Regions from separate parts of the Mus musculus genome. Here all the other regions are linked to region 3. The links are chromatin loops, found by intact Hi-C in ENCODE. Cell type or tissue: heart. All regions are shown on one strand. Region 1 has its middle 2.2 kb from the start of Tescl. Region 2 has its middle 16 kb from the start of Vmn1r181. Region 3 has its middle 12 kb from the start of Smg9.

Evidence for each region. Hi-C counts contacts between places; a loop is a spot of excess contacts. Peaks named below come from ENCODE experiments on the same cell type or tissue, not always from the same donor. Only the 100,000 strongest peaks of a DNase experiment are listed, where the experiment ranks them.
Region 1: a loop joins it to region 3, with 3 times the contacts of the local background. A loop is called at or near these places in 13 of 42 quality-filtered maps.
Region 2: a loop joins it to region 3, with 8 times the contacts of the local background. A loop is called at or near these places in 4 of 42 quality-filtered maps.

What each region holds. Positions count from the first base shown.
Region 1 is chr7:24,334,957-24,337,456 of GRCm38, reverse strand. No RefSeq gene overlaps it. Among named protein-coding and RNA genes, the nearest start is that of Tescl, 2.2 kb to the right of the region's middle. In heart, a CTCF peak has its summit at 1,352 (motif pointing left); no DNase peak of the experiment used is centred here; H3K27me3 peaks cover 445 bases.
Region 2 is chr7:23,967,080-23,969,579 of GRCm38, reverse strand. No RefSeq gene overlaps it. Among named protein-coding and RNA genes, the nearest start is that of Vmn1r181, 16 kb to the left of the region's middle. In heart, a CTCF peak has its summit at 1,381 (motif pointing left); no DNase peak of the experiment used is centred here.
Region 3 is chr7:24,386,151-24,388,650 of GRCm38, reverse strand. No RefSeq gene overlaps it. Among named protein-coding and RNA genes, the nearest start is that of Smg9, 12 kb to the left of the region's middle. In heart, no CTCF peak of the experiment used is centred here; a DNase peak (open chromatin) is centred at 1,330; H3K27ac peaks cover 282 bases.

The sequences.
Region 1 (2,500 bases), 51 kb after region 3:
TGAAATAGAGTTGGTATTTTATCTTGGAATTTTAACAACTTAAGTGTCCAGGTAACAGGTCGCAGGGTTATAGTAATAGTTTATTTTTACACTGAGGAAACGTCAGCAGCCATCGCAGCTGTGCTCTGCACATTCCACCCACTTGCATGTTTTGTCATTCTTAATGGTAATTGCATGTTCATTAACATGCGGCAATTTGCAACAAGCAAAAAGACTCGTGGATTTAAATTTCCGGTCTGGTGCAGGGAACAATTACCCAGTGTGCTGGGTGTGGTGGCGCCATGTCTACAAGCGCAGTTCTCAGGATGTGGAGATAGGAGGGTCAGGAGTTCCCTGCGTTGAAACCCAGTCTCACAACAAAGCCAGTGGGGCTGGAGATGTAGTTCAGCGGTTAAGAGCACGGGCTGCTCTTCCAGAGGACCTGAGTTCAATTCTCAGCATCCACATGGCATCTCACAACTGTCTGTAACTCCAGTTCAATGGATCTAATGCCTTCTTCTGACCTCTGTGGGTACCAGGCATGCATGTACATAGACACACACACAAGCAGAACACAGGTACACATAAAAAAATAAATTCATAGCTAGTTTTTAAAACCAGTATAAAATACCAAAGACTAGAGAGGTGGCTCCATGGTTAGAGCACGGGCTGCTCTTCTAGAGGACCTGAGTTTGGTTCCCAGCCCCCACATCACAATCGCCTGTACCTCCAGCTTCAGAGGAACCTAAACCTTCTTCAGGCATCTTTGGAAACTGTACTTGTAACACACACAGACACAACCCCTTAAGTAAAAGGAAGGAATACAGCAGTTGGGTATGGCTGTGCGCACACCTTTAATCCCAGCACTGGGGAGGCAGAAGTGGGTGGATCTCTGTGGGTTCAAGGCCAGCCTGGTCTACAGAGCTAGTCCCAGGACAGCTAGGGCTACCCTGTCTCAAAAAGAATCTTTTTTTTTCTTTCTTTCTTTCCTTTTTTTTTTTTTCCAAGACAGGGTTTCTCTGTGTAGCCCTGGCTGTCCTGGAACTCACTCTGTAGACCAGGCTGGCCTTGAACTCAGAAATCCACCTGCCTCTGCCTCCCAAGTGCTGGGATTAAAGGCATGTGCCACCACTGCCCGGTTTAAAAAAGAATCTTAAAACAAGAAATATCAAATAAAGTTCATGTTAGGTACCATTAGGAACTTGAGGGAGGATCCCCTGTGTCTGGTGAGAAAGCATGAAGAAGGCAGGATCTTTTTGGACAACTTAGGAAAGAGGCCTTTAGTTGCTAAAAGCTGAATCCTTTTGAAGTGGAAGCAGAAAGCCAGCTTTCTCCGTGTAATACACAAGACACTTTGTCGCCACCTGCTGGCCACAATAAATCTTAAACCACACTTCCAGATTAGCGGGATTAGTGAAGGACTAATGACAGCGTCTCATGAGCCCAAACTGGTCTTGAAAACACTAGGTAGCTAAGAATGGCTTTGCACTCATAATTCTTTCTACCCTGGATTACAGGCATGCACCACCATGCACAGTTTCTGGGGTGCTGGGGTTCAAACCGAGGGCTTTGTGCTAGGCAGGCACTCTCCCAGCTGGTAGATGTGGTAGATGTGTAGTATGCTAATTAGAGGAGAGGAGAGTTCAGGACCATATGAAGAGATGATGGGACTGGGGGGGGGGGTGTGTCAGGAGATTCTGACCTAGGAGCCAGGGAGACCCCAGCTGTGTTCTGCAGTCAGTCTGCTTTTATGCCCTCCCTCCCACTCTCTGCACCTATCCTGTCCTTTCACTATATAGACAAGGACAGATGCCACCGCTTTCTCAGGTCCCTACCATCTCACTTCCTAGGCAGAGAGCTGAAGTGAGCTCCAGGAACAGCCCAGGACCCGAATGACTACAGTGTGACTCCCTAGGGAGTCTATTTGTGTTCACTCCAATGGAGAATACCACAAAAGAACCAAAAAAAAAAAAAACAAAACAAAAACAAAAACAAAAACAAAAAAAACAACAAAAACAAAAACAAAAAACAAAAAACAAAAAAAACCACTGAAGGAACTTATTGAAATTATCGGAGTATGCCTGAGGATTCACTTGAGCAGCGAGGGTGATGACTGGCAAGAGATGCATCCCTGGAGTTTCCTCTCAGGTCGACCTGCTGCCCACTCTGCTTCCACTGTGTATGGAGCAGGAGGGAGAGGGTTGCTGTGCTCCTATGCATCCAATGCTCCTCCCATCTACCGACAAGAGAATGATAGTAGCCGTGCCTTGTGAGAGTCTCCTGCAGGTCATCACAGCTTCTCTGATTCCCAGACATGGACGGCCACATCCTGCCTGGAAGGCAGAGTTCCGAATGGGAGTCATGCACTGTCATTGTCGTTTGGGTCCTAGTTCGAGAGCCTGCTGATGGGGTATGATATGGAAGGAAGTGTAAGCAGAGTAAACTCTCCCTTCCCATGTAGGGGTCTGTATAGTAGAGCCTTTGTGTGTGGCTTTGAGTGGATGTATAGTAAAGCCTTTGT
Region 2 (2,500 bases), 420 kb after region 3:
CAGTATGCACATTGGTTCTTATCTAGAGGTGGTCATGAAAATCCTCTGGAGTTCTGAGGTCTTCTCGGCCCTGTGTTGCCCAGGTACCCTGTCTGCCTACTTCCTCTCTGCCTACTTTCTCTACCTTTTCTATAAACTTCCTTATCACCTGCGAATGTAGCCAAAATCTTAGTTAAATTTCTTTCTTGCCTTCTATCTCGTCTACTTTCTCTTGCCTCAGCCTCTCTCTTTTCTCTTTCTCCTTTTTTTCTTTTTCAGTCTGTCTCTTATGGTACACTTTCTCTGCCTCCTTAACCAGATCTTGCAAGGATAATGTTTGCAGACTCTCTAGACGCTGTAACCTTCTCCTTAAGTCAGAAGCAGACTGCCCGATGAAAGCCATGGCCACCGCCGCCTGCTGGCCCTCTGACGTAAGGTCAAAGGGATTGTAATGCTTGTATGCTTCTAAGAGGTGCTCCAAAAACACTGCTGGGGGCTCCTTTTCCTCTTGTAGGATCTCTCTTACCTTGGCCAAATTGATGGGGCACCTGCCAGCTCCTCTCAGTCCTGCTACCAGAGCCTGGCAGAAAACTGTCAACCGCTCCCTATCTTCAGGCCTGTTAGGGTCCCAGTCAGGACATGTCAGAGGGAAGCCTGCATCTATTTCATTCGGAAGTTGTGTCGGCCATCCATTGGCCCCCAGCACGTTCTTTCTTGCCTCCAGCAGAATCCTTTCCTTCTCCTCTGTGGTGAAAAGAACCTGTATAAGCTGCTGACAATCATCCCAAGTAGGCCTATGAGAGAACATGAGAGATTCCATTAGATTAGTAAGGCTAGAGGGGTTTTCAGAGAAGGGGGCATGGTTTGCCTTCCAATTATAGAGATCAGAGGAGGAAAAAGGCCAGTACTGAAGGGGCTGCAGTTGTCTGGGGTCTGTTGGAGGAGGGCCATAAGTACGTAAAGGCAGCATGGTGGTTGAGTCTGGTCCCTCTGGGCTCCGAGCTCACTGGCCTCAGGTTCCGGGTTCCAGCAGCTGGTCCCTCCCCTATGTCTCCAGTGGCCCCCTGTTGAAAGATCTGGGAGGGGACTGGTTGGGGATATGGGGGTAGGGTGTTACACCATTCTGGAGGTTCTTCTATCTCTGGATAGATCCTGGGAGGAGCCAAGGGCTGTGGTTCAGCCCCCACAGTTTTTATCTTAGTTTTTTCTCTGAGTGGCAGAGAGCCAGGACTCGGGATCCTGGCTTGTTCTTTTGAACCCAAGGCTTCAACCAGGATGGGGGGTCATGTGCTAAATTTTCCCAGATGAGAATGTAGGGCACTTGATCTGGTTGAGACCTTGCCCTCCTCTGCATAACATGTTTAACGGCAGAAATCACAATCAAATCAAGAGTGCCCTCTGGTGGCCAACCAACATCAAAAGCTGGCCATTCCATAGAGCAGAAAGTTCTCCAAAATCTTTCTGACATCTACAGACAGATTGTGAGTCTTAGTCTTAATTTCAGTCCAATGCTCGAGAGTCAGTCCAAGGGGAGTGCTACTAGTCTGTCCCATCATCAGAGTCACATACAGGGAAACAAGATATACACACAAAAAGATTACAATAACCGAGACCAGGACCCAATCAGACAGCCGAGTAAGCACACTCTCACTTGGCACCCCGATGGGAAATCTCCAGGCGTCCCCGGAGCTCCCTCAGACCTCCTGGGATGTCTCCCAGGGTGGCAGCCGGTTACTCCTGACACGTCTATCAGTAACCCACCCCTCCATCCCAGACAGGGAGTTCGTTGCTCTCACGAGCTGCGGATGACTGCAAACCGAGAATACAGAATTCAAACACAGCCGGCAGACAAAGATATAGACAAAGATATAGACAAAGATAGGATCCTATCTCCAAGCGGGGTCTCTGAGAACTGGGGTAGGCCACAGATCCCGGCCCGTTGCTGGGCCTCTGCTCAAGTCCCAGGATGAGCTGGCCAACACCCCAACATCTTGAGAGAAAACTACACTTGATGCAAACTGCAAGAGGTCTTATTATCAGCTAGCTGAGGACGAAGTCCCTCTGCCGTGCAGGGCAGGGGAGTTCGACCTTTGTTGTTCTTGTTAGGGTTGTTGGTCTTTTTTTTTTTTTTTTTTTTTCGAGACAGGGTTTCTCTTTATAGCCCTGGCTGTCCTGGAACTCACTCTGTAGACGACCAGGCTGGCCTCGAACTCAGAAATCCACCTGCCTCTGTCTCCCCAGTGCTGGGATTAAAGGTGTGTGCCACCACACCCGGCTGTTTGTTGGGTTTTAATTTTGTGTGTCACTTTCCATCAAGTGTGATTTTAAATGTTATGTTATTTTGTGTGTGTGTGTGTTTTTGCCTCTTAAGACCATCTTCAGTTTTATATGATTACCTTGGTGTCCACTTTCTGAAAGCAGATTGAGACCTGTCTACATGGAAGTTGTTCATGTACGAGAAGAGACAGAAGCAGAGACAGAGACACAGACTCACCAGGGGTTCCACATGCCAGTGAATTGA
Region 3 (2,500 bases):
CCTTATGGCCTCAGGAGTACAGACTGGGGAAGGCTGGCTGAAAGGATACCCCATCTGTGGAGTTGTGAGGAAGCCATCCTTTGAGCTGGGACTAGACTCCCCCCCCAAGTGGCATGGCTGCTTTTGGGTTACCCACACCCCTACAGTAAGCCCCCATTCAGGCCCTGTAATAAACCCAGCAAACTCACGGGTTCCCCAGTTGGACCTTGGCAGGCTCATACTGTGGTTTATCATTGGCATCCTGGGATGGGGGTGAGGAGGCACTTGTTCCCATCTCCCGAGTTAAAGAGTCCAGAAGCAGAGCACAGAGAATGAACAACACTAAAATATAATCTACTAGCTGACAGAGCAACTGCTTGGCAAAGCAATGGGGTGCAGGACCACATCCCCGATCCCCATAACCCCTTGTTTCCTTATTAAGAGATAAAATCTCATTCTGTAGCACAGGCTGGCCCTCAGCTTGTGATCCTCCTCCTCCTCCTCCTCCTCCAGCCCTCTAACTTCTGGGGTTACAGGCATGTACCTCCATCTTCCCCTCTCTCTTTGCTATGGCTTCGACAGGTTTTTTTTGACTTCCAAAAATTTTTGTCTAGTGTCAGAATTTGAACCCTGGGTTTGGCACACACTAAGCAAGCACTCTTCCACTGAGCTACAACTCTGGCCTGTGCGGATTTATTAATCTGTCTGTGAGTCAGTTAGCTCATGTGACAAACTCACACCCTAACGTGTCCTCTTTCCCTCTGTTTGAGAGCCACATAAAGAGTTTAACATGGTGTTTGGCCCAATCAATATTATTATGACAGGACAGGATACCAGAGCGGGCTTCCTGGAGGAGAGGACATCTAAGTCCCTAAAGGAGGAGTAGCCAGCTGAAGGCAATCTGGAGGGGAACAGTGCTTCCAAAGGAGTCGACAAGACATGGCCTAGGCCTGAGGGCTTCTCTCAGGGGACAGACAACTTTGGAACCCCTCCAGTCTCTTTCTGGAACCACTGCTTGGCCTCCAGGTGAGCCGGCAATCAGAGGAAGGGACAGCGGAGGCAGTGGGTGGTAGACAGTCCAATTTAGCACAGGGACGAGACTGACAGAGGACTTGGAGGGAAATCCAAAGATAGCTCAGCCAGAATGACTCGAAGCCTGGGCATCCCCTTCCAAGCCAGGATGAGTCAGCCTGGGGAGCAGGAATGCAGGCCCGGGCCCCAGACCCAAGGCCACTGGTCTCTGACTCACTTGGGGCAGGGCAGGCAGGCAGACCAGCCAGGGGACAGGACGGCTGGGAAGTTGGGCTCTGCAGCCGGATGTGTGGCTTCCTGGCTAGAACCTTGGACCAGGCCTGCATGCCCTGCAAACTCAATTTCTAGATCTGTGAAATGGGGAAGTTGAGGCCTGGTGGCGGCGGCTGAGGGTTTACAAAGAGCAAGGTGGCTGGACTGACAAGAGACCTCATGAGCCAAGGCGCTTGTCACCAAGCCTTACATAGTAGAAGGAAAGAACTGACTATGGCAAGCTGCCCTCAGATCTCCATGTGTGCCCATGATGCACCTGGGTGCACGCATGCACACGTGCACGTGTACACACACACACACACACACACACATGATGTATTAAAAAAATACTTAGCCAGAGGTCATACATGACAGTAATCCCAGTACTCAGGAGGCTGAGGCACAAGGATTGAGTTCAAGGTTGGCCTGGACTACAAAGTACCAGGGTAGCCAGGGTGACATAATGAGACCCTGTCTCAAGTACAACAGCAGGGCTAGGGAGCTCCCTCAGCTGGCACAGTGCATGGGATCAAGCACGAGGCATGGGTCCCTGAACCCATGTGAGAACAGCCAGGCTGCGGGTGCCCGAGAAGGCAGGCCCAGGCTAATGCCTGCTGCTCTCTGACCATGAATCGTGTGGTGTGTTCCATTCCAGTGACACGTCTTGGCTCAAAAGAAAGAGAAAAGAAAGGTGGGGGCTGGACCTAGCGATGAGTACCTTTAACCCCAGCACTTGGGAGGCAGAGGCAGGTGGATCTAGTGCCTGGCCTGGTTTACATAATGAGTTCCAGGAAAGCCAGGGCTCCATGGTGAGACCTCAGAAACAGATTAAAAAAAAAAAAAAAAAAAAAAAAAGGTGGACTAGAGTCTGAGGATCAAGCCCAAGCTTGACCCGTGCCTCCACGTGCATAGGTACTCCAGAACATACGCAGAGACACATCAACAAAACAAAACCAAAACACTACAAAAAGAAAAGTGGGGCTCAAAAATATGGGCACACGGTAGGTGCTCTGCCATCCCAGGACCCAGCCAGCTCCACTGAGCGGTTATGACATTGCTGTGTGCCGCCCTGTGGGTGCTTGCTCATCTCTCGGTGTGTGACTTGGAGGCTAGGACCAGGGTAGGTGTGAATGACTAGGGAGAAGTCAAGAAGGACGGGGTGGCCACACACCGAGTGTGGAAATGATTAACACTGGACCAAATGATCCCTCACGCTCGGGACAATACTAACCCTGAC